Regions from separate parts of the Homo sapiens genome. Here all the other regions are linked to region 6. A link is a loop called in an ENCODE intact Hi-C map of the cell type or tissue named here. Cell type or tissue: endothelial cell of umbilical vein. All regions are shown on one strand. Region 1 overlaps PDE7B (phosphodiesterase 7B). Region 2 holds the start of PDE7B (phosphodiesterase 7B). Region 3 overlaps PDE7B (phosphodiesterase 7B). Region 4 has its middle 28 kb from the start of BCLAF1. Region 5 overlaps AHI1-DT (AHI1 divergent transcript). Region 6 overlaps AHI1-DT (AHI1 divergent transcript).

The links. Peaks named below come from ENCODE experiments on the same cell type or tissue, not always from the same donor. Only the 100,000 strongest peaks of a DNase experiment are listed, where the experiment ranks them.
Region 1: it touches region 6 in a loop (20-fold over the local background); 19 of 110 quality-filtered maps call a loop at or near these places.
Region 2: a loop joins it to region 6, with 2.8 times the contacts of the local background. A loop is called at or near these places in 3 of 110 quality-filtered maps.
Region 3: a loop joins it to region 6, with 7 times the contacts of the local background. A loop is called at or near these places in 3 of 110 quality-filtered maps.
Region 4: it touches region 6 in a loop (17-fold over the local background); 10 of 110 quality-filtered maps call a loop at or near these places.
Region 5: it touches region 6 in a loop (2.7-fold over the local background); 7 of 110 quality-filtered maps call a loop at or near these places.

Annotation. Positions count from the first base shown.
Region 1 is chr6:135,907,122-135,912,121 of GRCh38, forward strand. The region is part of intron 1 of PDE7B (phosphodiesterase 7B); the gene reads left to right. Among named protein-coding and RNA genes, the nearest start is that of PDE7B, 58 kb to the left of the region's middle. In endothelial cell of umbilical vein, a CTCF peak has its summit at 2,843 (motif pointing left); a DNase peak (open chromatin) is centred at 2,840.
Region 2 is chr6:135,848,877-135,853,876 of GRCh38, forward strand. It overlaps PDE7B (phosphodiesterase 7B), which reads left to right and starts at 2,825. Exons shown (of 13, transcript NM_018945.4): 1 at 2,825-3,143. The coding sequence starts at 3,123. RefSeq lists a silencer at 2,612-2,849. In endothelial cell of umbilical vein, no CTCF peak of the experiment used is centred here; a DNase peak (open chromatin) is centred at 2,775; H3K4me3 peaks cover 305 bases; H3K27ac peaks cover 938 bases; H3K27me3 peaks cover 511 bases.
Region 3 is chr6:136,033,760-136,038,759 of GRCh38, forward strand. All of the region lies in intron 2 of PDE7B (phosphodiesterase 7B), which reads left to right. It also overlaps the pseudogene COX5BP2. Among named protein-coding and RNA genes, the nearest start is that of PDE7B-AS1, 37 kb to the right of the region's middle. RefSeq lists enhancers at 4,045-4,545, 4,546-5,000. In endothelial cell of umbilical vein, a CTCF peak has its summit at 4,586; DNase peaks (open chromatin) are centred at 2,012, 2,202, 3,582, 4,242 and 1 weaker place; H3K4me3 peaks cover 1,240 bases; H3K27ac peaks cover 4,197 bases.
Region 4 is chr6:136,314,972-136,319,971 of GRCh38, forward strand. No RefSeq gene overlaps it. Among named protein-coding and RNA genes, the nearest start is that of BCLAF1, 28 kb to the left of the region's middle. In endothelial cell of umbilical vein, a CTCF peak has its summit at 2,265 (motif pointing left); a DNase peak (open chromatin) is centred at 2,220.
Region 5 is chr6:135,533,412-135,538,411 of GRCh38, forward strand. The region is part of intron 2 of AHI1-DT (AHI1 divergent transcript); the gene reads left to right. Among named protein-coding and RNA genes, the nearest start is that of AHI1-DT, 38 kb to the left of the region's middle. In endothelial cell of umbilical vein, a CTCF peak has its summit at 2,711 (motif pointing right); DNase peaks (open chromatin) are centred at 2,870 and 4,480.
Region 6 is chr6:135,673,344-135,678,343 of GRCh38, forward strand. All of the region lies in intron 4 of AHI1-DT (AHI1 divergent transcript), which reads left to right. Among named protein-coding and RNA genes, the nearest start is that of LINC02524, 41 kb to the left of the region's middle. In endothelial cell of umbilical vein, no CTCF peak of the experiment used is centred here; a DNase peak (open chromatin) is centred at 2,748.

The DNA of each region.
Region 1 (5,000 bases), 230 kb after region 6:
CTCTCATTTGGCCTCCTAGCTACAGCTTTCTGCTGCTGCTTTTTATAAAATTCCTGGAGACCCTCCCTGCACATGCAGGATTTAGGAGTCAGCCAACAATTTAAGAAGACTTGGTAGAGAGATTTTGACATTCCTTCCACCTGGCTCTTCTTTGAGACTACCTTCCATTTCCAACTCTTCTAGCAGCCCTAAACTCTGACCTCTGTTTCCTTAAACCAGTAAAATTGTGCCTTTCTACTTGGATTCTCTCCCCTGGCACCCCAAAGAATTACAGAGCTTAGTTTTCACGGATCAGGCCTCTTCCAGTTTCTGCTTGCTTTGGTTGCTCAGCGGTGCTTTTAGTCAATTATTTGTTTATATTTTGTCTAGTTTCTATAGTTGTTATCAGAGGAGAATTAGTCCAATACAAGCTACTCTGCTATGCTCAGGCCTGCAAATCTCAAATTACTATAATTAATAAGAGAATATTAGAAATGTGCTGGTTAAAAATTGAATGTACAACATTAACTGTTTCTATATGCCTAGAAAAAGTAGTTAGACAATGTAATTTTAATTTACATTTACAGCTTAGTACAAGGATATAAAGTACAGAATAATATTCCTAAAAATACATGTAATACTCTTATAGATAAAATTATAAAACTTATTGAATAAACAGTTTTGAAAAACTTTGAAGAAAACCTTAATAAAGACAGATATATCCTGCTCTTGGATAGACTTGTTATAAAGAAGATATTCATTCCTCCTATAGGGAGGAAATGGGCAAAAGATTGAAAAGACATGTCATATCAAAGGAAATAGAAGATGGCCCCTAAACATTTGGGAAGATGCTGTAACTGAAAATCTCAGGAATGCAAAATTAAGTTCTTAGGAGATATTATTTCATATTTACCAAATTGGCAGAAATTTGAAAGTTAGATAATATTTTGTGGAGTATTATGAAGAAACAAGAAGGTTTGTCAACTGCTTTTTTTTTTTTTTCTTGAGACGGAGTTTTGCTCTTGTCGCCCAGGCTGAACTGCAGTGGTGTGATCTTGGCTCACTGCAACCTACACCTCCTGGGTTCAAGCAATTCTCCTGCCTCAACCTCCTGAGCTGCTGGGATTACAGGCATGTGCCACCACGCCCGACTAATTTTGTATTTTTTTTTTAGGAGAGACCGGGGTTTCTCCATATCGGTCAGGCTGGTCTCGTATCCCAACCTCAGGTGATCCTCCCACTTTGGCCTCCTAAAGAGCTGGGATTACAGGCGTGAGACACCGCACCCGGCCTATCATCTGCTTTTAGGAGTGTAAATTGGTCCAATTTCCTTAGAAACTATTGTCATCACCTATTTTACAATTCAGTAAGTTTACTCCTAGATATTTACCTAAAGAAACATTTACATGTATCTGTATAAAAATATTTATAAGAATATGTTAAAAAAAACAAAAATGAAACACTGGAAGCAACTGAAATGTCTACCAAGAGGGGAAAGGATAAGTACATTGTATTATATTCACACATTAGAGTACAATACCACAGGCAAAATGAATAAAATAGAGCTATATCTCAAAATGGAGGAAACTTGAAAATCTAAGTTTGAAAGAAGGAAGCACAAGTATCCAATTTGTTCCCATTTGCAAAAAGTTCAGGCAACATACAATAATATGCTGCTTGGGGAATACCTATGTAGGTGGGTCTAGTGAGAAAGAAAAGAAAGAGAATAAGATAAATTTCTGAATGGTCAAAAAAACACCAGCATCAAGTAGAAAAGTCTGTTATAGTATGAACGAAATCACAGAGAATTTACCACAAGTTTACCTGGTATCTCCAGTACCTAGAAATATTTGCCTTTTTCAATTATTATAAACTAATCTATGCATGATCAAGATAAGTGGATTTTGTTAGTTAAAGCATTAAGTTATCAAAGTGAACTTTGGATCTTATGTTAGTTATGACAATATTTGAGAATTCAGTTATGTTCCTTAACTTTTAATATAAATGACTTTGTGTTTTGAATTGTTGTGGGGCATGTAAAATTGTTGTTAAATTACTGTGAAATTTTAAAAAGAAAAAAAAATTCGGAGTGGTCATTTCCTCTGGATAGATGAAGAGGAATGCGAGTGTGTAGAGAAACAGAAGGGATCTCAGAGGTGTGGTGCTGTCATATCTTCTTTCGTGCCCTGAAGATGGGAACATGGGTACTCTCTGATCATTCTTTAAATTGTGCATTAATAGTTATATATTCTTCCTATAATCCCAGCACTATGGGAGGCCGAGGTGGACGTATCACTTGAGGCCAAGAGTTTGAGACCAGCCTGGCCAATGTGGCGAAACTCCAAAACTACAAAAATTAGCTGGGAGTGGTGGTGTGCGCCTATAATCCCAGCTTCTCCAGAGGCTGAGGCACGAGAATTGCTTGAACTGGGAATGTGGAGGTTGCAGTGAGCCGAGATCATGCCACTGCACTCCAGCCTGGGCCACAGAATGAGACCCTGTCTCCACAAATAAATAAATAATAAATAAATAAATAAATATTCTCTTTGTATGATAGTTCATAATAATCATATATGTTATTTTTATATTTTTAATTTTATTTTATATTTCACCAAGTAGAATTTTTAACTGCTTTCTGGAGTTGCTGCGGGAAGATCAAAGTGTCTACGCAAAAGTGGCCTGGTGATAGGGTGGGGCCCAGAGCCCAGTGCTGGTGGAGACAAAAGTGCAAGGTACAGCATTGCAAGGTCAGCAGCCGTAGACTCGGATCCTCGGCAAACGCAGGTGTGATCTTGGGACTAGCTCTAGGCTGAAGAGCTCACATCTAATTCTCCAGCACTATGAGCCAGCTAGTCTTGTAATGGCGCCCTCTACTGCTTACATTTGCAAGAGACTGTTCCTGTTGCTTGCTACCTAAAATCCTGACAGGTGTATTGCTTTTGTAGTGTCTGTGGGAATAGGTGAGGATATCCAATAAGGACACTTGAAATATGAGTTTGAAATTTAGGAATGATGTCTGACATGCGATATAGCTGTTACCAATATACAGTCATTTGTGAACACAGCTAAGTTCACCAGGGAGGGTGTGAAACTCAAAGAGTATGAACCTCAAAGCTTACCCACTACAACATCCAAGGGGGATCCAACTCCTCACTTACCAATATCTGTGCTTAGATGGTGTTGGGACAATCTTGGTATCCACAGGTCCCACTCCTCTAGAAGCCAGTATCACAGTCAGCACTTTAGAACTGTCAGTAACACCGAGGTTATACAAGTAACTACTCACTAATTGTTTGTTTTTTGTTTTGTTTTGTTTTTCACTTTTAAAGACTTTCTTTTTTACAGAAGTTTTAGGTTCACAGCAAAATTTGGAGGAAGATATATTCCCCATAAGCCACTTGCCCCCACACAGGCATAGCCTCCTCCATTATCCACATCCCCCACCAAAGTTTGCTACAGTTGATGCATCTACAATGACACATCATTATCATCCTAAGTCCATAGAGTCCCTTAGGGTTCACTTTTGGTGTTGTACATTCTATGAGTTTGGAAAAATGTATAATGATATCAATCCTTCTTTATAGTGCCATATGGAGTATTTTCACTGCCCTAAAAATCTTCTGTGTTCCAGCCACTCATCCCTCCCACAACCCCGGCTCCACCCACTACCTTCACCACCCCCTGCCCCCGCATCTAACCCCTGGCAATTTTTAAACTTTTTTTATTGCATTATCTCGACACAGCCAAGGAGATTATTTTATGAGAATATTAATGAAAATTTCCCCAAGAGTAACCCCATATTCTTAGAAAATATCTGACCATCATTCTGCATGATTAACCTACATTCTGGTCTCAGAAGCATGACTAAGAAGGAGTTTAAAAAACAGATTGGTGGGGCAGTAATTATGCAGTTGATAACACAAGGCTCTACCCTGTGTACATAAATCTTTCACAGGAGGAAAAATATTTAAAATGTAAGAATTAAAAAGCAAAAACATTTGGCTATAAAAAGGGATTCAGTAATTACAATGAACATCTCATTAAACATAGTCTTTATTTACAAGAAGGCTGGGAGAGCTCTAATTAACTCATAAGCTGTCCCTATGAATCATTAGCTGTGGCAGGAAAATTCTAGGTGATCCATTAAATCTCCACACCCACAGCTGTTCAGGGAAAAATATAAGCAAACCCTAACTGCCCTTATTTTGGATGGTTGGTGAATTTTCTTCAGTGACCAACTGGATGACCTTGGCCACCACACATCATATATTTCTTCTCCCCAGGGGAAACTGAAGTCCTCTTTTTCTATAACCAAGGATAGGATTTTCTCAACACTCAACAAATAGTTTGTCCATCTTTGAACAAACTTTTAAACCAACGTGATATAAACAATTTACAAAAGTTTATGGTAGACTTTAGATGCAAATCCTTGAGTTGACCCAGAAACATTCTGCTGTTTTATTATGTCAGTTTCCTAAGTCTGTGTTTGAATATGATTTTTCACCATGCTATCTATGTGTTTTTGTGTTTGCTGTGTATGAGAAGACATGGTCTAATTATTAGGGGCCAGGCACTGTGAACCTATGCAGAAAACCACAAAAGTCCAAATCTGCACTATCCAATATGGTAACTACAAGTCTCTTGTAGATTTTGAGCTCTTGCTGTGAAGCTCTGAATTGAGATGTACTACAAGACTTCAAAGAGCTAGTACAAAAAAAGTAAAATATCTCATGAAAAATTGTATAATATTTTTGACTACTAGAAATATTTAGCTGCTAGAAATTTTTAAATTTCATATATGTGCCTTGCATTTGTAGTATACATAATATTTATATTGAATGGCAGGACAAGTGGCCACTGTGAGCCCAAAGTACACATGGAATATTTTTGAAAAGAAGCCAGGAGTTCTAGAGCTATAGAATTTCCTATCTGGAAGAGATTTCCAAAAGTAAATAGTGTAAAAGTGCTTATATTTGTCCAACATAGCCCTCACTTTCCACCACACACACGTTAACACATGT
Region 2 (5,000 bases), 180 kb after region 6:
CCTTAACACCAACATATAATTGGAAGTAAACCACTTCTAGCCACCTCCACCAAAGCATCGTGGTAGACACCACTAGGATGTCTGGCTTGTTTATTGCAATATATCGTTTATTAGACTCTCTTCTACCTTGACCTCCACATGGTAGCCAGAGCGATCCTGTCAAAAAGTAAGTCAGATTGCCTCATTCCTCTCCTTAAAGCCCTGTTTCATGCAGACAGGAAGCCAAAGTCCTTACAATGACCTAGAAAACTCTCCTTGATCTGTCACCTCTGCACCCATTGCCATATCCTACTACTTACCAGCCAAATACTCCAGTCCCCAGAGCCTTGCACTTAATGTCCTCTTGTTTAAAATGCTCTCCCTATGCCTCCCTCATCAACTTCCCCTTTGTGTCCAACATCATCTTTGCAGTGGCACCTTCTCTGCATACTCACTTTAAAATTGCAAGCCTCTATCTGACTAGTGACCCTTCCCTCTCCTGTTTCTTCTTCACAACAGTATTACCACCCGATATCCTATATAAATTTTTTATTTGTTGTTATGGCCATTCTCCTTTCAGAAGAATCTAAGTTTCGTGGGGTCAAAGAATTACGTGTTGGAGGGTGTGTATGTGTGTTATATGTTTTCACTGCATTCTCCCCAGCACCTAGAACAGTGCCTGGTACAGAGTACACAATCAAATATCTGTTGCTGTTCAGTGAAGGTCCAGAACTGTTATTTATTTCACCTCAAAACCAGGCTCTTCTCCCAGTCTTCCCCATGTCAGTAAATGGCAACTCTAGTCCAGTTTGCCCAAGCCAGGAACCTGGAAATTACTCTTGATTCCTCTCTTTTTCTCACACCTCTCATCTTCAAATACTGCCAACGCTCTCTGCAAATACACAGGCCCCCTTCCAAAATCTGGCCCTCCCACCTTCTCCACTGCTCTCACCCAAGTCCGAGCCATGATGTGCTCTCACTTAGGTTAGCACAGTGGCCTCATTTATTGGTCTCTCTGCTTCTACTCTTGCTCCCTAGGAGTCTATCTTCCACAGAGAAAAGAGAGAAATCTCTTCAGAATTCGTGTCGAATCATAGACATTCCTCAGTTCAAAACACTCTGATAGGTAGGTTTTCACCTTGGAATAAAATCTAAGTCGTGTGCATGGCCTGTAAGACATGTCCTGATCTTGTCCCAGACATACCTTCTGAAACTTATTTCTTCCCTTTGCTCATTCTCTTCCAGCCACTCTATTTCCCTTCCTGTTCCTTGGCTCTGCCAAGCACTCATGTGTTGTGGGACCTTTCCATGGCTTCATCTGCATGGAAGGTAGAGGCACACAGTACCTGCTATGTCCCATCATTCGGGCCTCCGCTCCAAGTTGCTTTATCAGAGGGCTGCCCTGATCATCTTTCCTAAAATAGCACACACACCACACACACACACATGCACGTGTACACACACACCTCATTCTCCTTACCTTATTTTGAAGCCCTCATTGCCAACTGACATTATACGTTTACTTATTTTTCTTTGACAATTTCCCTGCTTCTCCAAAATGTAGACTCCATGGGGGCAAAGAACCATCTGTTTTGTTCACTATTGTAGCTTCAACACCAAAGATAAACCCCAACAACTACAGGGATGCTTAATCCTAGCGCCTAGGCTCTTAGGGATACATAAATACTTTCTTTCTCAAAGAAACAATATTAGTATTTGAAAAAGGAATGTGGACATTCTTTAGTGTTGCGCCCACCCCTAAAACATAGTCTGCCTCGGAGCAATGGAGAAATCTGATTGGCCCCTGTGGGTCCCATGCCCCCTTGTGGCTCTGTCGTGGGAATGGGGCTGGGGGCAAAGTCCATGCAATCCATAGAAGATAGAGGAAGGAAAGTTCCGCCCACCGCCCACCCAAAAAAGGTCTGTTAGCAGAATTTAGGATGGGGATGGGGAAAAGGAGGAGGATGTGGGGGAGGCAGAAACAACAGATGGCAACTATGGGGATTTTTCCAGAGTGGGAAGTGTAACCCAGGGATAAGCTGGGGTCCCTGGTAAAGGAAGTATCCCTAAATAACTGGACCTTCATACTCTTTGGGAAAGAACAAGCTGAGGCCCCAGGCACACCTGCATGGCATCACCATAGCCTTGCTTCTTGAATGACTCCTGCTGGCATCAGGAGGCATCTCCCTGGCAGGAACAAGCCTGAGGCTTCACCACGGAAGCTGGAGGAAACGCAGGGACCCATGGCACAAACTGACACAGGAGTTCTATGTTTCATTGCACATCATTTTGTTCACCAGTGCATTTGTACGATTCTGCCTCTATGGCTATCAAGTTTAATTAACAACTCATTTTTAGGTAAGAGTAAAAATGAATTAGGTAAAAAAAAATAAGCAACAGCTGCCAAGTGAGCATGGAGCACATACACTCACAGATGGAAAAAATCTACATCTTGCTGCTATGATTTAGCTCAGGGTTTTATATTTAATTTTTGTTTTGTTTTGCTTTTGTTTTTATACACCTCACCACAAGGTATTTTAAATTCTTTAAATGTATTCCCGAATATAGAAAATGTTTCTTGGGCTCTCCTGAGAGTGGGGTGCCCAGGCTGACCACAGGCACACACACATTCTTCCCATAGTACAGTACTTTAAAATTAATAGCACATGCAGAGGAAAAACTAAACCCTTTGACGTCACTCTTGAAATGAGGAAACATAAACAGAAAAGGCTCCACTCCAGTAAGCTGCCAGAGTTGAAGCCGATTGGTCTCTGCTTTTCCTTGCCTGTGGCAACTGACAGCACCTCCCAGCCTAGCAGGCCGGCGGCTGCTCACCCAGCCAGTCAGTTGGTCTGGGCACTGCAGCAGGCTCGGCTCTGTCCCAGCACTTGTCTGGGAGAAAAGTGGTGTTACTCACCCAGGGAGAGTCTCTCTTTCTACCTTCCTTCTTTCTCGATCTCCTTGTGTGCTTTTGTGTTTCTTTATTTCTTTTCCTTTTTTTTCTTTTTTTTTTTTTGTTACTTAATTATATTCCTAATCCTGGATGAAGTTGCTGGATTCTGCAGCACAAGTCTTCATGAACAAGCAGCACCGCTCAGAGATTTCACGGCATTCAAAGGTCACAGAACTGCCACTATGGTTAAATGTCTTGTTTAATGGTTGAGGTATGTACAACAAATTTAAGCGGCAAGCTCAGTTTTCTTGAGAGAATAGAGTCACAGAGAGATGGCAGGATTTTTATTTAAAATGAACCTGTACATATATATGTTTTTTGTCTGTGATTGTTACTACAGCAACCAGCTTTTGAATTTCCTTCCTTTTTCTAGGCGAACTGACTAAACATTATCACTTACCCTGAATTAACCGTTTAAGGGCAGCAGGGTTTCATTCCAACCAGTGTAATGAGACTCCGGCATTTTCACTGCACTTTGAGCCCACACTGAGGTGGTCTTTAAAAAAAAAAATAAAGAATGCAATATTTTTTTTCTCCAACATAAATCTTGGAGTTGGGTAATTTTCATTTTTGGTGGGACAGGATAGGAAAATGCTGGTAAAGGGATTGGTAAGGTTTGTGGAACAGGGAAGAAGGAAATTAGTTTTTTTCTTGAGTTTTTCATGTTGGTTGATAGCAGACTTCAAGATGAAGAAATTAGTGGCAAGAAGGGAAGAAGCTGATAGTGAGACTGAAGGTAGAAAAAAATCAATAGAAGATGTCCAAAAAATGAGCTCTGAAGAAAAATCCTTCATCACCTTGTTGCATTTTTCAAAAAATGTTTTGGATTCAGAAGTCCAGGAGAGATGCAAGTACTAAGTTACATGACCAGAAATTTAGATATTATTATTTATAAAGGAAAGTAAAACTTCTTTATTACCACTGCAAATTTGCTAATTATCTTTTCCTACAATAGTTGAAAATGGAGTCAGATATTCAATTAGGGGCTTAAGTGATTGAGCCTGGGGACTAATTAATCATTTAAAAATTCTGTTCTTCATGTGCTCTAGCCAGAGTGACTATTGCAATAAGAGTAAACCTCTTTGCACCAGAGACAGGCATAGGCATTCATATACAGTAAACACACTAAATGCTGCAGGAAGATTGGCAATTCAATACAGGGCTAATGTTGTTTTCAGTGGCACATTATTATGTCTTAAGGAGGATCCCTGCTAAAAATCATTCCTATCCAAAGAGTCGGTTTTTGTAACAGCAATTTAAGTAATATATGGTTACCATGGATTTCCCTATTACCCTTCTCAAAGTTATGCAATAGCAAATAAGACAGGATTATTTGAAATCCTTACCCTGTTCCAAAATTTCTAACCGATTTTCTTAAAGTTTCTATTCTCAACATTGAGAACCTGAAAGCTTTAAAACTGGGTCATGTTAGCAGTAATATTAAGCACGATTTCAAACATGAGGTGTATTTCAAAGGGTTAAAAAAATTAACTGCATAAGACTGGAATGTACTAAGTTAAGAACTGCAAAAATATTAGCTCTGAAATGCAGAGGATGTGCCGTGAATGGACAATTGCTTTTCTGCAGCGCCTAGTGGGAAAACAAGGACTTTGTGTGTTGCAAACGCATAACTGCAGCTCCTCCATTTCCTCTGCTTTATCTTTTATTACTGGCTGGTGAAACAAAGACAGGTGTCAGTAGTTACGTCTTGATTGACATTTTCTCCAATAAAATGAAGTCACTTTTGTCTCAAGTAGAAGCCCACAGTTAACTAGTTGCAACTCCAAAAACTGTCTCTGCCTTGTAAGAATTTTTACCTGACACTGTAAGCTGTCTAATTTCAGAATGTACTCACTCTCTTGAACAACATGTGACAAAATCAGTGGTGACTATATGTCAGCAAATTAGCTGGGAGAATTTTTTTTTTTAATTAAGTTATTTAGGGCAAGGGTGGAAAAGTCTAAGATGTGTCAGGGACAGGCATTAATTTAGGGAAAATAATTACACGAGTGCATCATTTAATGCCTTACACAGGGTTCAGCACAAAGCTACTCACTGTCAGTTCTCC
Region 3 (5,000 bases), 360 kb after region 6:
AATTGTTTGCAGTTCTTCTACTTGGACTGTATAGAACCAAGTTGAAAGACCTGTTTTTACTTCCCTGCTCATTTTGAATTTTTTTTTTGAATTGCATTTGTAAAAGCAGAGTGGTCGTGTGTGTGCATGTGTGTGTGTGTGTGTGTTTACACATCCATACTTGAACTGATGGAGAGGAAAGTTCAGGACAAAATAAATAAACTCCCTCCATAGTTTGCATTTTTTTCCAAAAGATAGGCCACAGATAAGGGTCAATAAGGGTATAAAACAATTCCAAAATATCTGAGTGAGAAAATTTTTATTAAACTTTTTGTTTTGTAAGAATCTATTAATAGATTCAAAGTGAAAGAAAATGACAAGGGATATATGTTTCTAAGTTTCCATTTTTTTGAAAGGTACATTCTCTAGAATTGTTAGAAATATTTAACATTATAAATGCCTTATTTTACAAATCATGTATAATAAATGCTTATCTGCCTAGTGACTGGAGCACCCATAGTCTACAAGATTTTTACATAGCCCTCAGAACACCAAAAATTCTTCAACATAATCCAGGTTCTAAATCAACTATATATTTGACACTTTTCTTGGTTGTATACTTTAGTATCGGGGTTATCAATTCTTTTATAGCTCCAACCACAAAGCAAAGTCTTTTTATTTTTAGTTTTTGGAAGAAGGAGCCAATGCAATGGCTAGTTTTTATTAAAAAGAAGAAACTTTTTAGCACATTTTGAGTAACTTAGTGCAGGGGCTCAGTGGGCCCACTGGTGGGGCAGCTTGTAATAGTTTCCAGTCAGGGCATCACCGGGGCTCACCTTTGTCCAGCCAAAACCAGATGATGGCACTATTCTCTTCACAGATGCTGCCCACTGCTGGTGAAGGAGGGGGGCTAAATTAAGGTCCTCTTTGGTACCTGAAGCTGCCTTTGGGGGTAGTATATTATATGGGTCCAGTCCCTTCCGTGCAGCCATCATGATATCCCTCTCCAACCCAGTCACCTGCTCATTGTCAGTAAGAACATCACCTCCAGATGCATTGGAGTGCACTTCAACCACCCCTCAGGGACCCTGGGCCCTCAGGGCCCGCACAGCCGGCACCCCAGCTCCTCAAAGTAACCTCGAAGCCATGAAGCCATCACACCCTCAACAAGTAACAGTACTTCCAGGAACAGCAAAGTCTTTTTGATACAAGTAGGTGTCCATTGTCCATTGGAACAAGCTGTTTTGACTTTGTTAGTTCTCATTATTTTGGGTTGATTCACAATGCCTGAAAAAGAACTTGGTTATTTTGAAAATCTATCTTAAAATGTCCTGTCTGCAACCCATTAATTACTGATATTAACATGTGTAAGAATCCTCACAAGTTACCTAGATGGGTCTTCTCTGTTCCATGATTCCTTTGATCACATAACAACCCCACCCTTTCCCCACCCTCAGTGATCCAAACTTCTGGCTGCAGATACCATATCAAGATGAATGATGTCCACTGAGTAGTGAAAATTATAGGTTTACAGGCATGTTCTTCTAAAGTAACTATCTGAAAAACAAAAGAGATCCCAGCCTATGAGATGTTAGCTACGAAATGTAACAAAACCACCTTTCAGATAATTCACATGGTAGAGAGGTTTTAGTCCAGCAAGTACTAGCCTCGCATCAGTTTGTCCCAATCTCTTGAACCTGCAGTTGAGCCAAAAATTTCCGAGCCAAGCTTTCTCGCAAGATTTCCTGTACTTCCTGTTTCTATGTGAGCCAGAAATACCATGAGAATGACCTTTCTTGTGGTATTTTTGCCCTTATACTCCAGGATGAAAATAATCCCATATTGGGGGAACTTTTTTTAAATTGTGCAAATATTTCCAGGTTTCAAACCTTCAAATGAAGTAGGTTCCTCCTTGGGAATGAAAATGTGAAATGGTGATGGCTTGGCCCTGACTCATCTCCACTAGGAAGTATTCGTGCTCAGTGATCCAACATTTTGTAATTTCTCTAAGATATTTTTACAAGGAACTAGATAAAATAGTACAGAGGATACAATGGAAATGTATATCCTTGGATTTTTTTTAAAAAGTCATTCTTGAAGAAATGAACAATGAAGTGTTGTGTTCTTAGTACATTAGTGTATGTGATATATGATATCACATATTTGTTTTCTTTGTTCTTAACCCCTTTGTTCCAAGGGTCAGGATATCCTGATGCTAAGTACTATTGCAAAATAACTGAACAAAAATAAAAATAGTCAAACACTTAGGAAACTCTTCAGTTGTTATGTCAAGGAAGTTTGTGACTGAGGAGTGAGTTTAAGACATTATTCAGGAAATATGATAATAAAGCAAACAGTCTACATGTGATTATTAAATAAAATCATCTCAATCCTAGAGAGTCTTGATGCCCCCAGCCTGATGGAAGGGTAAGATAAGGACTGGACGGGCTGTCAAAGTGGTGGAAGTGTTGAACTGATGGTGAAATCCTTTCATCTCTTATCAGAGAGGGAAAAAGGAAGGGCACATCTTTCTAATCAAGTAGACCGCTGATTATTCCCTAATTGTGTTGTATGTATATCTGGTTGTTATAGAAAGAGCTGCTAGATCAATATTTTCATAACAAAATTCACCAAAAGCAGTGTCTTCAATGTCTTTATTATTGTTTTATACCCTCTTGCCCCTTCTTCACCTGTTAGGAAGGAGAGTAGGTTTGCCAGTATGCTTTTCCATCCAGAAAAAAGAAAATTCACTTAATCCAGTATGGAAAACTAAACTTATTAACCATGGATTTAGAGAAATAATAAAACAACAATAAAATTACAGTTGTCTTTGCTGGTTTCAACTTTAAAAAGAAATGAGGTGGGAGTAATGAAAATAAAACACACTCTACAACGATCTTTCTCCTCTTCCCCAAGTTTCCTCCTCTCTCCCATGAAGAAATATCAAATAATTGTGTGATAAACCAGCCTTGAAAGGAATGTAGAGCAGAAGCAACAGATTATACACCAGCAAAATGGCATGCCAAGCAAAATAAAGCACTTTGCAATGTGGAGACGTGAAGAGAGGAAGATGGGATTGTTACAATGTTCTCCAAGAAAACAGGGGCTATTCACTTGAATGTGCAAGTTCAAATTGTTCCTACAAACCCAATTTGCTGGCAAAAGTGCCAAATACAAAACTACCCTACTTTCGTTTCTGTCCAAGGCCTTTCACATAAGCTACAGGGGGCATCGCCTTTTGTTGAATTGGTTCTTACTTTCAGGGTTAGCGCCTCCATCTCTGAGACTAGGAACAAGAGGCATGGCCCACAGTTGATGTTGCCCTCGATTCAACCACTCTCAGGTCGGGGACACAGTAGTCAGTGGCCCACATAATAAATCAACAGTGCTCTCCCTCCAGAAGGTGAATTGTTAACATTCTTTTCTTTCTTTCATTGCCATTTATGTCCCCTGTGAACATCCTTTAAAATGCTTGTTCCTTTGAAAATGGGTTTTGAATGAGCCTGAGCCACATATCCAGGCTATGCAGGCCACTGCCCATACGCATGAGGATCTTGATGCTTCCCGAATTCGCATCTTTCGGAGTTAACTGTGGAATGTGATTCAATGTTATTTCCCTTCCAGCTGAAGGGCAGCTGAGGTTATGAAGGGATTTGACTAATAGGTCATAACCCAGATAGGTTTGCCGAGAACCAAATGACACAAGGGGGAGGGATGTGGAGAAGGAGCGAGAGTGATCAAACTGAGGCACTGAGGATCAACCAAGCCCATCCCAGCACTGGTCTTGGTGACTGGGCAAGGTGCCCCCCAACCCCCATCAGGCCCTCCAGAGAGAAGCAGCTGCAGATTGGCTCTGCAGACTCTCAGCTTCCTCTGTTTTTTTGAGAACTCCTTGGGGCTTGCAGGCCTGAGCCTGTACCACAGGGGTGACTCCTCACCTGACACCTCCAGATAACTGGCCTCCAGCAAGGGGGGAGCCCCTCTGTGAGGTTAGCAAAGGGGAAGCCCCGCTTCTTTGCCTGAAGTCCTTAAGAGCTAAGCCGACAAAGAGCTAAGAGTCAACAAACTTTGACAAGCACCAAAAGAGAATTGAGAACAAATAAATCAGAAGAAAGAAGAGGAAAAGCAAATGCTAGAACCTCGATGGCTTTTTTTTTTCTCCCTGCTGTCGTTCCAGCTGTAGCCTGGGATTAATTAAGTGCTGTGAACTCAGTGCCAGAGAGAGGAGGGGAAAAAAAATGCATTCTATCTCTAAGGAAGGAGTACAGTAACAGTTTCTCACCAGAGAGAAACCTAGGGAAGTGAATCGCTCTCGTCGGCAGTGTTTGTGGAGGGCCTGAAGAGACAGGGAGGTTGTGCCAGGCTGGAGGAGGCTTGTCTTTCCGAAGCTGGAGAGGATCTTACGGGGGTTCGCTTTTCCCTGCCTGGGAAGAATTTCCCCTGTGGTAGCAGCAGCAGCAGCAGCAGAAGCAGAAACAGCAGCAGCAGCAACAGCAGCAGCAGCAGCAGCACCACCACCACCACTACCTCCTCTTCTGGGGCACAAGACAGAATGCCTGTGCTAGAGCGATATTTCCACCCAGCAGAGCTAGGCAGGAGGTGGACAGGCCCAGAAGGTGTGCTGCCCTCCTCCCCGGGAAGCCGGCCGGGGTGCCAGCAGGGGCCGCTGCCCTGGGACTTGCCAGAGATGATCAGGATGGTAAAGCTGGTTTGGAAATCCAAAAGTGAGCTGCAGGCGACCAAACAGAGAGGCATTCTGGACAATGAAGATGCTCTCCGCAGCTTTCCAGGTAAATTGACCATGGGGTGTAATAGGTCACAGGACCAAGTCTGATAACTAACTCCCTTTCTTTGTAGAGTCCAAGCCATAGGGAGGAAAATGAACTGTGTAGCATCAGGTCTGAGGGCTGTGACTTCCAAATGTCTGCTGTATGATAGAAATGCATCTTGAAATTAAGAGTGATTTAGTAGGAGGAGCATTTGACTGGAAATCAAGAAACCTGGGTCCTGGACTCAGCTTG
Region 4 (5,000 bases), 640 kb after region 6:
CTGTCACCCAGGCTGGAGTGGTGTGGCACTATCACAGCTCACTGCAGTCTTGAATAAAGCAACCAAAATGAATGAAATATAGCAACATGCAACAATATGGATGAATCTTACCAATATGAAGTTAAAAAAGTCTCAGCATATTTACATAAAGCATACTATCCTTTTCATAAAATGGAAAAGTATGTTTTTTAGAAATTCATATAGTTGAGTGAAGAAACTGCATAGAAAGAAAGCAACAGATTGATGAATGCTGGTCTTTGGATTGTAGTACCTCAGGAAGGCAAGAAAAGAGAAGAGGAAAGAACATAAGTAAATGTAAGATATTGTCAAAGTCTTAGTGTTTATAATGAGAGATGGATTCATGGTTGCTTATTATATAATAATAATACAACGATGAGGAGAGAGAGAGGGGAAGAAATGGACATTCATAAGCCAATGATAAGAGTGAGTTGGCCGGGCGCAGTGGCTCACACCTGCAATTCCAGCACTTTGGGAGGCCGAGGTGAGCAGATCAGTTGAGGCCAGGAGTTCGAGACCAGCCTGGCCAACATGGTGAAACCCCTATCTCTACTAAAAATACAAAAATTAGCTGAGGGTGGTGGCACATACCTGTAATCCTAGCTACTTGGGAGGCTGAGGCAGGAGAATCACTTGAACCCAGGAGGCAGCGGTTGCAGTGAAGCTGAGATCACGCCACTGCACTCCAGCCTGGGCCATATAGCGAGACTCCATCTGAAAAAAAAAAAATGAGTCATGACCAAGGATTATAATTAAGTGAACTTTGATAGCCCGTGAAAAATGAGCCATAACAACAGCTATAAAAGTTATTGACCAAGAAAAACAAGAAAAGTAGGTGGTTTGGATTTTGCAAAGTTTCTGGAATAAGTAAACCCACTTAGCCACAGTGTGATTAAAATTCTACTTTAAAGTGATATCTGAGACTAGGTAGAAGGAAGATTAAAAACTTTTTGTTATAAGGGATAAGAAACTTGATAAAGGAATTCTCCAGGTTCAGGACAGATGGCAGAGGACAGAAAAAGGCTCAGATAGATGCACAGCAGCGAATCAGGGAAGAAAAGAATCCCCACTGGACCAGAAATACATCAATTCTCTTCAGTAGAGCTAAGAGCTTTGCCAGCTCCTTCCTGAGCAACCCAATATACATCTTTTCAGTTAGTTGTTGTTTTATAGACTGAACACTTATGCTCCCCTCTCCAAATTCATAAGTTGAAGCCCCAAACCCTGATGTGAGGGTATTTTGAGATGGGGCCTTTGAGAGGTAATTAGGGTTAGATGGGGTCATGAGGGTGTGGCACTAATGATGGGATTGGTACCCTTATAAGAAACAACACAGAGCGCTTACTGTCTTTCACTCTCTAACATGTGAGGACACAGTGAGAAGGGGGCCATCTGCAAGCCCGGAAGAGAGCCCTCATCAGGAACTGAATCAGTTGGCACCTTGATCTTGGCCTTCCCAGCCTCCAGAACTGTGAGAAAATAAATTTCTATTATTTAAACCACCCAGTCCATAGCATTCTGTAATGGCAGCCTGAGCAGACTGAGGCAATTGTATAGCAATACACTTACACGTTTACTCACTCATTCAATGGTGTGAGGTTAGTTGTTTCCAATAAAGCCTGTTGCCATTCGTCCAAAGTGAAGAGCCCTTCCAGATATTTTTATTTATTTATTTATTTATTTATTTATTTTGGAGACGGAGTCTCACTCTGTCGCCCAGGCTGGAATGCAGTGGCATGATCTCGGCTGACTGCAACCTCCGCCTCCCAGGTTCAAGTGATTCTTCTGCCTCAGCCTCCTGAGTAGCTGGGACTAGAGGCGCGCACCACCACGCCCGGCTAATTTTTGTAACTTTAGTAGAGACGGGGTTTCACCATATTGGCCAGGCTGGTCTCAAACTCCTGACCTCATGATCCACCTGCCTCAGCCTCCCAAAGTGCTGGGATTACAAGTGTGAGCCAACATGCCCGGCAGATATTGTTATATTTACATGGATGGAGTGGACCGTATCCAAGCATTGTAGACCACTGAGATCAAAACCAGGGAAGAAGCACCCTTACAAAACACTGCTTTAGTGAGGACTATTTCTGCCTGGGAGCGCTACACGTTAAATAATTGAAAGAGGATAAAATGGCTAGATAGGCCAACTTCTCCGCACAACTCAGGTTGGTTACTGGCCTTTGAAGGCAGAAAAACCTGTTGGTCTGAAATCTCAGTGGCTCACTGCCTCCACCTTCTGGAGATTTGGAGACATGGTAGTGTTGTTGTTTGCCATGGTTAGCTTTCTAATTTCCTTTCACCATTCTCATTACTGGAAATTAATATCAGGATAAAAACAACCAAAATCCTATCAAGATATTGTAGTTTGAAGGCTTTAAAAAACACTATGTTCTTTTTAATGTCATTTTTATAACAGGAAAACAGATAACTGGTACCTGGAGTCTCTTTTGTTCAACTTGTTCAGTTTAAATAGATATTTTGAATCTGGGCAGCATAGAAAGACCCCGCCTCTACAAAACATTTACAAATAAGGTGGGTGTGGTGGTGCACACTGGTAGTCCTAGCTGCAGCCCAGGAGTCAAGGTTGCAGTGAGCTATGATTGCACCACTACACTCCAGCCTAGGCAACAGCGTGAGACCCTGTCTCTAAAAAAAAGAATAGATATTTTGTGATCTATAGTCTATTCCATTTTCAACTAAGGACAAAGTAAAAAGTTACCTTCTTTCACATACTTACACAGGCCTCTGTTTTACTTTCATAGATCTTTATGAGTACAAGCCCTGTGTCTTCCAGGCTCTTAAAATAATGCACCATCGATTCATCATAGAAACTCTTAGGAGACTGGAACTAGAAAAGAATTTTCTTTATCTGATAAAGGCTATTTACAAAAATCTACAGTAAAAACCATTTTTTTTTTTTGAGACAGAGTCTTGCTCTGTCACCCAGGCTGGAGTGCAGTGGCACGATCTCAGGTTTGCTGAGCTTAAAGGAGACTGATTGCTGTTCTGGTAAGAAGCTGGAAGATGGCCCCAAATTCTTGAACTCAGCTAATGCGCCATCGCTGATGTGGTTCCTAGCAAGCTCACGTGTGCTGAGAGCTTCTCTGACTATTCTCCTCCGAGTTGTTTTGCTGTTCATGATGTGAGACACACAGTTGCTGTGGGTATCATCGAAGCAGTGCCCAAGAAGCCTGCCAGAGCTGGCAAAGTCACTGAGTCTGCCCGGAAAGCTCAGCAGGCTAAATGAATAGTATCCCTCATACCTGCCCCCAATCTTAATCAGTGGTGGAAGAATGGTCTCAGAACTGTTTGTCTCAATAGGCCATTTAAGCTTGATAGTAAAAGACTGGTTAGTGATAAAAATGCACTGTAAAACCTTCAGAAAGAAAGAATATTTTGTAGACCACACACCACACAATGTGTGTGTGTGTATGCGTGTTTGTGTGTGTGTCAGTTTTAAGTTATTAGTTTTTAAAATCAGTCCTTTTAAATAGAAACAACTTAGGTTGGGCATGGTGGCTAACACCTGTAATCCCAGCATTCTGGGAAGCCAAGGTAGGCGGATCACTTGAGCCCAGGAATTTGAAACCATCCCGGGCAACATAGCTAGACCCCATCTCTACATAAAACACACACATAAAAATTAGTCAGGTGTGGTAGCACATGCTTGTAGTCCCAGCTACTCAGGAGGCCGAGGCAGAAGAATCACTTGAGCCCAGGGAAGTCAAAGCTGCAGTGAGCCATGATTGTGCTACTGCAATCCATCCTGGGTGACAGAGCAAGACCCTGTCTCAAAATAATAAATAAGTGGAAACGACTTGGCAAAAAATCTGCCACAGAATTTTGAGAACTATTAAAATAAAGTCTAATGAGAAACATGTGTCTTGGTCAACACTGAAACTTCTGTAGAAATGTGAAGTCATCTGTTTCTAGTGTTGAAAATCCGCTGAAACTTGATGAGAATTTGAACTTTGGGGGTTAACATTTTTTCCAGGGCATGAATTGAGGAGTTTTGTTGTTGTTGTTGTTGTTGTTGTTGTTTGAGATGGAGTCTCGCTCTTGTCACCCAGGCTGGATTGCATTGGTGTGATCTCAGCTTACTGCAACCTCTGCCTCCCGGGGTTCAAGTGATTCTCCTGCCTCAGCTTCCCGAGTAGCTGGGATTACTGGTGCCCGCCACCACGCCTGGCTAATTTTTTTGTATTTTTAGTAGATACAGGGTTTCACCATGTTGGCTGGGCTGTTCTCGAACTCCCAACCTCAGGTGATCCACCCGCCTCGGCCTCCCAAAATGTTGGGATTACAGGCGTGAGCCACTGCGCCCAGCTTGAATCGAGTTTTTTTTTTTTTCCCACTTATGTCCAAAGAGGAATCCTGTTTCAAGTACCTAGTGAAAAGCTGTGGAAGGGATTTGTTTGTTGCAACACTATTGTTTAGGACAGAAAAGCAGAGTAATTTTGTTTATATGAAATCTAAGTTGGGGGCAGGTGCAGCGGCTCATATCTGTAATCACAACACTTTGGGAGGTTGAGGCAGGAGGATCACTTGAGACTGGGAGTTCAAGGCCAGCCTGGAAGATATAACAAGACCCTGTGTCTAAAAAGTAATTTTTAAAAAAAATAGCCAGGCATGCTGGCACATGCCTGTAGTCCCAGTTACTCAGAAAGCTGAGGTGGAAAGATTATTTGAGTCTAGGAGGTCGAGGCTGCAGTGAGTCATGATCACATTACTGCACTCCAGCCTGGGCAACAGAGTAAGACCCCATCTCAAAAGAAAAGAAAAGAAAGAAATCTAAGTTGGAAGGCCAAATTGTAAAGGCCATGTGTTACATATCAAAAAAAAAAAAAAAAAAGTGGGGTGAAAACCAAGAAAAATTAGCAAGAGGCATGAATATCCAAATGGCCAATTAAAAATAAAAAAGTGCTCCATGTCATCAGTAACCAAGGAAATGCAATGAGATGCCACTGTAGACCCACTGAAAT
Region 5 (5,000 bases), 140 kb before region 6:
CCACTTCATAGCTGTGACCTCGAGAGAACTACTTAACATCTAATTTTTAATATCGCACTATTCAAGGGATAGCAATGCATTTCTCACAGGGTAGTTGTGCAGACTAAAAGAGATTAAAAGGACCTAGAAAATGTGTGGAGGTTAAACATGAATGCCACTGGGGCTTGAACCTTTCTCATAATTTGACAACTGCTGAGAAGGGCAGGACTTTTTGGCATGTTAAGGTCTCTGAGTTCAGGAATGAAGGGGCCCCCATGAGTCCTGAGTGAGACTTGCTGAGGCCCAGCGATATTGTGTGAAACAGGATTTAAGAGTTTTTACTTTCCAGAAACCAAGGGTAACAGAAGTCTCTGTATTGTAATAGGAGGTCATACCTGCTTAAATACATAGATAGTAATTTAGTATTTGCTGGTGTAAATAGTACAGTACTATTGGGGATACATTAGAAACCTTAGGAACATTTATTAAATGAAATCATAATAGACAAAACCCTTCAGAGTGTGCCATCTCTTTTTTTTGCTGTGACGCTGACAGCTCTTACACTATTTCAAAGAGATTTGGAACAAATTATTGGTAACAATAAAGCCCCTCTAAAACTTTTATATGGAGATGTTTATTGCAACATTATATTCAATAGCAAATAATTACAAATAACTTATGAGATCATAAAGTAAATGATGAGTGATGTTATACCAATATGATAAATAAAATATTATTTATCTCTACAGTAAGGCTTATGAAGACTGTAGGAAATAGAAATAAAGTGCCCAATGTGGCATGCATCTAATTCCATAATTATAGCTAAGAAAATGTAAGACTATCTTTGGATAAGGGCTAATAAAAAAAAAATAGGTATAAGGTAGTATGCAAATATGAATATAATTAGGTTTGGGCAGTAAAATCTACTGATTTTTTTTAATTTTGGAAGTTTACATAATTAAAAATTTTAAATTATTTTAAATGATTTATGAGCATCAGTATCAGAATATTAAAAATATATAAACCAAGATAAATGCTCCAAGCAAGAGAAAAGCAATTACTGACTTACCAAATTATTCTTCTGACATCTTAATTATAAAACCTAGCCATAATTTATTACCAGACCCTAGCTTCCCATTCTTATAACACAGAAAATATTATTTTATGACTTACAATCAAGGCACAATCTCTTAAATAATCTACTTTAGAATCAACTATAAGCAAAAGAAAATTTATCTACAGAGCTATATTATTAGATAACCTGGTTTGTAGCCTTGCAATGTGTATTCAATTGCCTTTATGTCTATTTGCCTATCTCCTAAAATACTCAAATTTCGGATTTTAGCCTAATACACTCACAATCATGAGACTGATTACATAACTGGATTTCAAGGAGAAAAAATAACAAAGAGGAATGAATTAATTATCTGAACTTTAGTTATATATTAGATTTCCTAAACAAGAATTACAGACAAATTTGTTTATTAAGAAAACACTGTTGAGAGGAACATGTCTTTGGAATTATGAAAAATGATCTTCCAGAGTATATGGAAAGTAAAGACATTCTGAGGAAATGTCCATTATGAAAGTCCAAGTGACTATGCTTAAACCACTATAACCGTAGATCTGATTGCTTGATGCTATAATTCAATTATCTTCTCACTACTTTACCTCTCATCTGATAGTGAAATACAGCCCTATTTTTTCCTCTAGTATTTATTCAAATATTTTTCCAAGTATGACACAATGACTTTATCTCCTCAGTCAGTTGTCATTCTTGAGGTATGTAGACTCATCAACCACTAAACCACTGTGGCGAGGACCCTGGTCCATTTGGCCAAAAATTCTGCCCTTGTTCTTCATCCTATTAACCGTAAATATATTAGGAATCTAGCTAGAAGATGTCCCAATTTATTATTCATTATAGCTCTAACAATATTAATGTTAACTATTAAGTATGAAGATGATTTTTTTTTATTTTCCATTAAGTCATTTATTGAGTCACTTACATTATGCCTGTAGTTTAGGTAGGATTAATCCATAATTTCTTCCCAAATTCCCCTGTGATTCGATTCCTTGCAGAGGACCATTAAATATATGATGAGTGGTTGGAAGGTTCCTTCTTATCCTATGGATAAAAGGCTCTAAATGTCTTAATATATTTAATTCTTCATTTAAATCACTTCTGATGTGTGTTTATTATATAGGTAGGCTCTCTTGAACATATAGTCCAGTGCAACTATTAATGCTTTATTTATTTTTTATTTATTTATTTTTTGAGACCAGGTCTCACTGTCGCCAAGCCTTGAGTGCAGTGGCAGGATCACAGCTCACGGCAGCCTCTATCCCCCAGGATGAAGTGATCCCCTTTCTTCAGCCTCCCAAGTAGCTGGGACTACAGGTGTATGCCACCATACCGTGCTAATTTTTGTATTTTAGTAGAGACAGGGTTTCACCTTGCCCAGGCTGATCTTGAACTTCTGAGCTCAAGCCATCTGCCCGCCTCTGCCTCCTAAAGTGCTGCGATTGCAGGCATGAGCCACCACATCTGGCCAACACTTTATTGATAACTGTATGTATGTATAAGCATTTCTAGGTTGTAACAATCCATTGGCTCTCAGTAGGCCCACCAGAGGAGTACTGCACCTGCAATGAAAACCTGTCTCAGATTTCAATCTGCAAGTGTTTTATTATGGGCTGCTAGTAAATTATCCCACAAGAGGTCGCTAAAGCTCCGGTTTTTTTGATGTGTGATTTTTCTGACTTTTTCTCCTTCCTGCAAAGGAATTGCAAAAAATTTTCTGTTTCCCGGTTTTCTATTTCCCAGTCTGTTCCAACTTGACATGAAGGTAGTCAAGAATTAGGGCTTAGTCATGGGCAAGGCAGCTTACTTATGGAAGTTTGTAGCCATCTAGGGTTGCTCAAATCCATCACGTGAACTTCAGAGCATTTCTTACCACAATTTATACTTGAAAAGGAAATACAACCAGGCACCTTCTGACCTCAATAACTAAACTCTTTTAGCTGTAATGTAGACCCCTTTAAAGGCACATTACCACTTTTCAGGCCCTGGGTTGACATTCCAGTTTTCTGCACATACCAGAATGATAGAATAGACATCTAAAAGAGGCCTGCACTCAGTAAATATCTCCTTAGAGAAGATCTAATAAATAAATGCTAGAGGTACCCTCATTAATGGAAAATTGCTGCTACATCTATTTCTTTGGAGGATTTTTAGACTCAAGCAGGCAGATTCCTGTAAAGAATTTGGTTTAAAACAAAGCTGATATTTTAGAAACAATCTCTATTTTCTCCACAGAAAACATAAATATTTTTTAACAAGACATTTAAAATTGTGTTTTAGAGAAAAATCGGCTTAAAATTTGAGAATATTTTCGCCCATCCTTAGAAGAATTTTCTCTTCCCCTTAGAAAAATATTGCCTGAATATAAAAAGGGAATCTTACCTTGATTTCTCCATCTCTCAAATCTCAGAAGAAACAATGCCACTTTTAGCATTCTTGACTAGTAAGATTATTGGCTATATATTTTCTTAGCAAGGGTCACATGTTACATTTTTAATAGGTTCTATTACATAGGGCAGAGGTTATAGGCAAAGACTTCTCTAATGATCTTTCCACTTCCCTTCTCTACGGGGAATATTTAACTTAAAATATTGTGATTTAATCATATATAAAGAGAGAAGTGTTATTGTGAATCAAGCATTTGAACAATTTTATGTTTTCATATGAATATAGAGTGTTAAAATTATAAATAACATTTTAATTATACGGATGGAAAAACCTGGAAAGATCTCAACCCTATGAACATGAAGGATTTATACAAGATGATTTTGGAATCATCCCTTCTAGTCCTAAAATGTAATGACTTTCCTTAAATTCTTATGCTTTTGGACTATAAAAGCCCATTTCTATTTTAATGAGATAACTTTAAGTGGAGGGCTTTTCTTATTTGAATAGCTGTCCTGTTACGATTTGGGAGTTAAATATCAGATAATTAAAATTTAGTTGTTTACAGTTACTGAGATTTTTGCATTATTTCCTCAGCAATAATTTTTTATATTTACAACCTCTATGTTAATGAACACACTATTTCATGAAGTGCTTTTGTAAAATGCTAACATAATTCTTTCCTCATGTCTTTTTGGAGGTAGGAGACTCATATACTTTTTATCAGAGATGCTCATGAACTTGAAGGCCCAAATGAATAATAATATACAGATAATGAATTTCTACTTGACTTGAGCCATATCGCAATAAAGAAGGAAAAATGAAACAGGCTAGCCAGGAGGGTAGGAATAGACCAGTCACAATGCATCAAAAGGCAAATGATAGTAATCAGAATCTCAAAGAATCATACAATGAGTCTTTTTAAAATACCACCACCACCTACTCCACTACTCTGGGCTTGTGTTAGCTGACAAGGCACATTGGTTTTCCCGTTTACTCACATTAAGCCCTGGGTAGGCACAACCAGAGAACATTTCAAATATGTATGGGTTATGAATAAGTGTGAGTCACCGACTTTTAGTCCAGCTGAAACTACATTGTCAGAAGAGTATTAAGCTGGCATTTGCAACCCACATACTTACCTTGTGCCTGACACTGTGTTCTGTATTTAGGACAAAGGCTTTTCTAGTCCATGCACTCAGGTAACTCACAATACAGTTGAAGAAAAGAGATAAGAACACAGACAACTACAGTATTGCATCAGTACTAAGGCATGCATAGCACCCCCACCCCCAGCTGTCTTACCTCTTGGAAATCAGGTTGCATCTTACAATTGATGGTATCTTGCAAATGCCATGTCTAGGCTGCTGTCATAAGCAGTCTTGGTTTGTGTGGGTGCAAACTTGGTCATAGCTGTTGATCTTGTCTTCCCTTCATTGAGGTATGTGCACTGTTGATAATGCATGAGTTGAGTGAATTGCCATTTAAAATGCTTTAAATGTTACCTTATAATTCAGTATTAGAAAAAAAATTGTGGTATGTGCAAGAAGGG
Region 6 (5,000 bases):
GCACTCCAGCCTGGGCGACAGAGCGAGGCTCTGTCTCGAAAACAAAACAAACCAAAACAAAACCACAACAACAGCAACAACAAAAACCCCAAAAACATGTCCACTAGGAACTGCAAGTCAGGAGTGCAAAATAGAGTCAGGCCTAGCTATTGATATTTGGACATCATCACCCAGTTATAGGCAGAGGTTGAAAACATGTAGGTGAATGAGTCTCCCAAAGGAGAGAATGTATAATAAGATTAGGTGAGAGTTTAAAAAGTTGAATTGCTCGTGCAGTCTGGATCCAGAGTCATCGCACCCAGATGGATTCAAGAAATGGAGGGTCAGAAGGTCAGCTTCCACAAGTCTATAATTAACTGGGTTTTGATGTATGCTTGCAGAGGCTAGAGACACACTGAGAGATTTATCGAGTGCAATATTTGTTTGACATCCAAAGAAATAAGACAAGCCTTCTTATGAACTCTTGGCAGAGATTTACTTTAGATAGCGAAGAACAGCTTGACACTACAGATTATTAGACACCACAAGAGTTTATTAAATAAAATGGGTGGAAGCATTGATTCTACATCTTAAATATATCTCTTTGGTCCAGGGGTTGTCAAACTGTGTTTCTTAGGGGGGTCTCAGGGGCTGCTGCAGGATGCCAGGAGCTGGTGCAGAGCAGAGTGACTCACGTCTTCCACCTCTCCCTCCATCAGCTCTGCGGTTACTGGTTTTATATTGTAATGTTTCACATAAGATTTCATTGGAGAAAAAATTCTGCACCACAAAAACAAAAAGTTTCCTTTCCATCTCCAATGTTAAAAAGCCTTAGGCTGAGGCTTTCATCATTTCCTGCTTGGATCGTTGTATTTTTCTTCCCTGGGGGTCTGTCTCGCTGCCTCTGATCTCGTCCCTTTGTCATCCACCCTCCGCATGGTTCCCAAAGTGATCATTCTCGAACACAAATCCAAATCTGATGTTGGCTTCTGGGGCATTTTTGACTTCCTATCACCAATTGTAGAAAGTTATACTCTAAAGAATGGCCCCAAGAAAGCATTTCATGATTTGGCCTTCCCTTACCTTTCTCCAGCCCCCTTTTCAGGATGTCCCCTTTTGTTCCTTGTGCCTCAGCCATAAACAACAACTCATGCCTGCAGTGCGCTGAAGGTATAGAAGGCCTTTGGTTTAGTGAATCCAACTTCTCAGCTGCAGCTTCAGCATAATGACATCTTAGAAGACTCCCCAGCTTCCAGTAGTTTAGTTAGAAGTCCTCCTCTGGGGCTCCTGTCATGAAGAATGTGTACCCCTCTGACAGCACATTGCCCGCAGTCTTGTGTTAATTGATATTTAGTTTATCTCCCTACTGGATAATCAGCAATTGCCTTCAGGAAACGGACTGGCTCATCAGCTCTATCTCCTCAGACTTTGGCTCTGCACTTGACCCTCTACCATGTTGTTAAACAAGAAATGAGTGTCCTCCTTTCTGGAAATCATTAAAATAATGGTTTTTTATCTGCTTTATTCATTTGAAAAGCTTTGGTCTATGAATATAGACTATACGGCTCCTTAAGATTTTTGTCTATATTATTTTTGATTTTTTTGTTTTTTAACACCTTTAGAATTTCACAGCCTTTATAAATATAATACTTAAAAGTAACATTTCAGAGTATTTGGAAATACTTTTTGACTATTTAAAACAAAATATGAAACATGAAGTATAGTAAAGATATAAAACGATAATTTAGATAAAAATTCTTTCTTTCATGGAAAACACCACTGCATTATTCCTGTTTCAAATGTCCTACAGCATTACATTTTTTTTTTTTTGCAGCAACTCCACTACACATTTGTTCATGGTGTTCACTTCCTACAAGATACAGTCAAAACTCCTTAGCCTGATTTCCAGAGCCTCTGTAATCTGACCCAACTGACTTTCTCAACCACATTACACACTAATCTTTCACAGATTTTTTTTTGCTTTATTTAAACCTTTTCCCCTCATATTTCTATTTATTCTTCTTAGCCTTTGGTGAATGCTTTCTATCAGAGGATTTGTACCTTCGGATTTTTGGAAAAGTCTGTACCATTATATCTTAGCATATTGCTTATTTGCTGTTTGTTTATTTATGTCTTTGGAATTTCTCTGAGGCAGATACTAGAGCATTTATGATTCCTAACTTCTGTTTTATATCCTCCATTCCTTTATTTTTGTCCTCCATGTCACAGAGATGTTCTGTTCCATCTTCTAACTCATCTTCAAGCATGATTTGTCTTGTATAATCCATTTGCTTAGATTTCTAAAGAGATTTAATGACTGTACTTACACTTGACTTTTAAGAGCCTGTTTCATAACTTGCTGTTTTTATTTTACAGATGCCATTTCTTCCTTTATATTTTAAATACTGTAAACATACTTATTGTCAGCTCTCTTTCATGTTGTTCTATTCTTGTTGGTTCCTCATGTCCTGTAAGCTGTCTTTCATGATGCTAAGTGTCCTATTTTTTAAAATTCTGTTTTATTTTGCTTACGAGTTTACTTCAGAAGGAAGTATCTTTTCTAGAGATCCGGATAACCACCTGGGGTGGTTTCCACTGGTGTTCCTGTCAGCACCTTCAAGACACACTGATTCTGAATTATTTTTTGTGTTAGTTTTTCAGCCTGGAATTCTGAGTCTATTCCTACTCCCACCTGTTGTTCAGTCTTGGGGTTCTTATATCTCTAGAAGACTCCTATTTTACCCACATGGTGGGGCTATTGGCTCATTTCCAGCAGTTATCTTGGGTATGCAGGCAGAGATGATCTGGTTCCTTCAAGGTTAGTGCAGTGCTTTCTAGGGTTCTGATTCTGCACAGGAAGCCCAGTTCTTATTCCTTCTATAAACATATTTTCCTGGCCAGCTTCTGGCCTTGAATAGCCATGAAAATCCCAGACTTTGAGACCTGTAATCTCCCTTAGTTCCAGATACATTGTCATGTTGGCTCTATGTTCTAGCATTTGGAGATTTCCTTTCTTGCTTTTGTGTTCTGCTATATATTTAATATGTAAAAAAATGCTTTTAATCCCTATATCTAAATGTCTGGAAATGTTGTGTTCAATTCCATCTTATCCTGTTATTTCTTGACTGTCTGAATATGTAGTTCTTATTTCTCTCGTTCTCTCCATTTTGAATAATCTCCCAAATGCTCTCTGCCTTTTGCAAATTCACTCATTCTTCCAGGACTTGAGGAGTCACTGAAGGTAATGCTTTTTTCCTCCAGGGACCAAATTAACCCCTAGGAAGGGTCTTCTATGAACTCCTTTGACATCCATTTGACACTTAATCATTTTCTGTTATAATTATTATATGGCTATTATTTGTTTTCTTGTGAAATTATAAAATCTTTGAAATTTGGGGCCATTTCTTAAGCTTCTTGAATTTCTTCACCTGGTCTCACAACAAATTCTTCCTAATGGAAGAAAAACAGAAAAGAAAGACACACTAGGATAGAGTAATTTAAAATGTTTTAGACTTTATTTACGAGGGTCCAAGCACCTAGGAAAACAGGATTTGTTTAAATTTTGCTTACTCATTTTATTCAGGATTCATGAATTTATAAGGCCAGAGAGATTTCATATAAGATCCTAGATTACTAAAGGAAAACTGAAAGATTTTATGTCAAGCAATATAAAATTAATATGACAGATGCAACCTTAGAAAATGTGTTTCCTGAGATTCCTAAATTAGCTACTTTTGTGGGTGTCTGCTTAGTATTTGGTCCTGAGTAAATGAATAAACAAACAGCTACTTCTGAGAGCTACTTTCACAGGGAAATGTTTCTGAGTTCCAGTTCATGGGAGTTTAGGAAGGTATGGGATGCAAATTACATTTCAACACTGAACCAGCCAATCAATCCTTGAACACTTTTGAAGTCTTTAGCTTTGCCTGTGAACATGGGAACACCCAAGGGCACCTTCAAATTAAAAATAAACATACATTCTAAGGAGTCCTAGATGTGTAATTTGGTAGAAATTTAAGGGGTGTCTTTTTATAGTAACGGAGTCTATAAAGAAAATACAATTCAGGTGAGGTTACATCCTTTCCAGTCATAAAAGTGTATGTGAATGACATTTAACTCGAAATTCAAGTACTTTGGGCATATCATTCCCGCTCCCTGCCCCAATCCCATAATTTCTTGGTAGAAACTCATAGTGCATTTTTTTTTCAGTTCCAGCCAGATTTTTATATCTATTGGATGGATATTACATTAATAAAAAAATAGCTAACACTTATTGTATGATTGTCTAATGCCAAGCTATGTTCGTATAATTATCTAATATGTTGGTATGATTTGACTCTGTGGCTCCACCCAAATCTCACCTTTAATTGTAATCCCTTATGTTATGGGAGGAACCTGGTGGGAGGTGATTGGATTATGGGAGCGGTTTCCCCATGCTGTTCTTGTGATAGTCAGGGAGTTCTTACCAGATCTGATGGTTTTAGAAGTGGCAATTTCCCCTATGCACTCTCTCTCTCTCCTGCCACCATGTAAGACATGCCTTGCTTCTCCCTCCCCTTCTGCCATGATTGTAAGTTTCCTGAGGCCTCCCCAGCCATGTTGAACTGTGAGTCAATTAAACCTCTTTCCTTCATGAATTACCCAGTCTCAGGTATTCTTTATAACTGTGAAAATGGGCTAATACCCAGATAACCCTATGGTGTTGCTGCTGTTATTATTCTTCCCTTGCAGATGGGGAAAACTGAGATGAAGAGTTAATTAATTTACCAAAGTCAAAAGAGTAGTCTTAAACTACTGTGAAATTTCTGTAGGCCTCCTTTTTTTTCCTTCAAAACCTTTAATATGCTAATACACATTTTTGTATTTTTTTTTTAATTATACTTTAAGTTCTGGGATACATGTGCAGAACATGCAGGTTTGTTACATAGGCATACACGTGTGATTGTGGTTTGCTGCACCCATCAACCTGTCATCTACATAAGATATTTCTCTTAATGCTATCCTTCCCTTAGCCCCACACC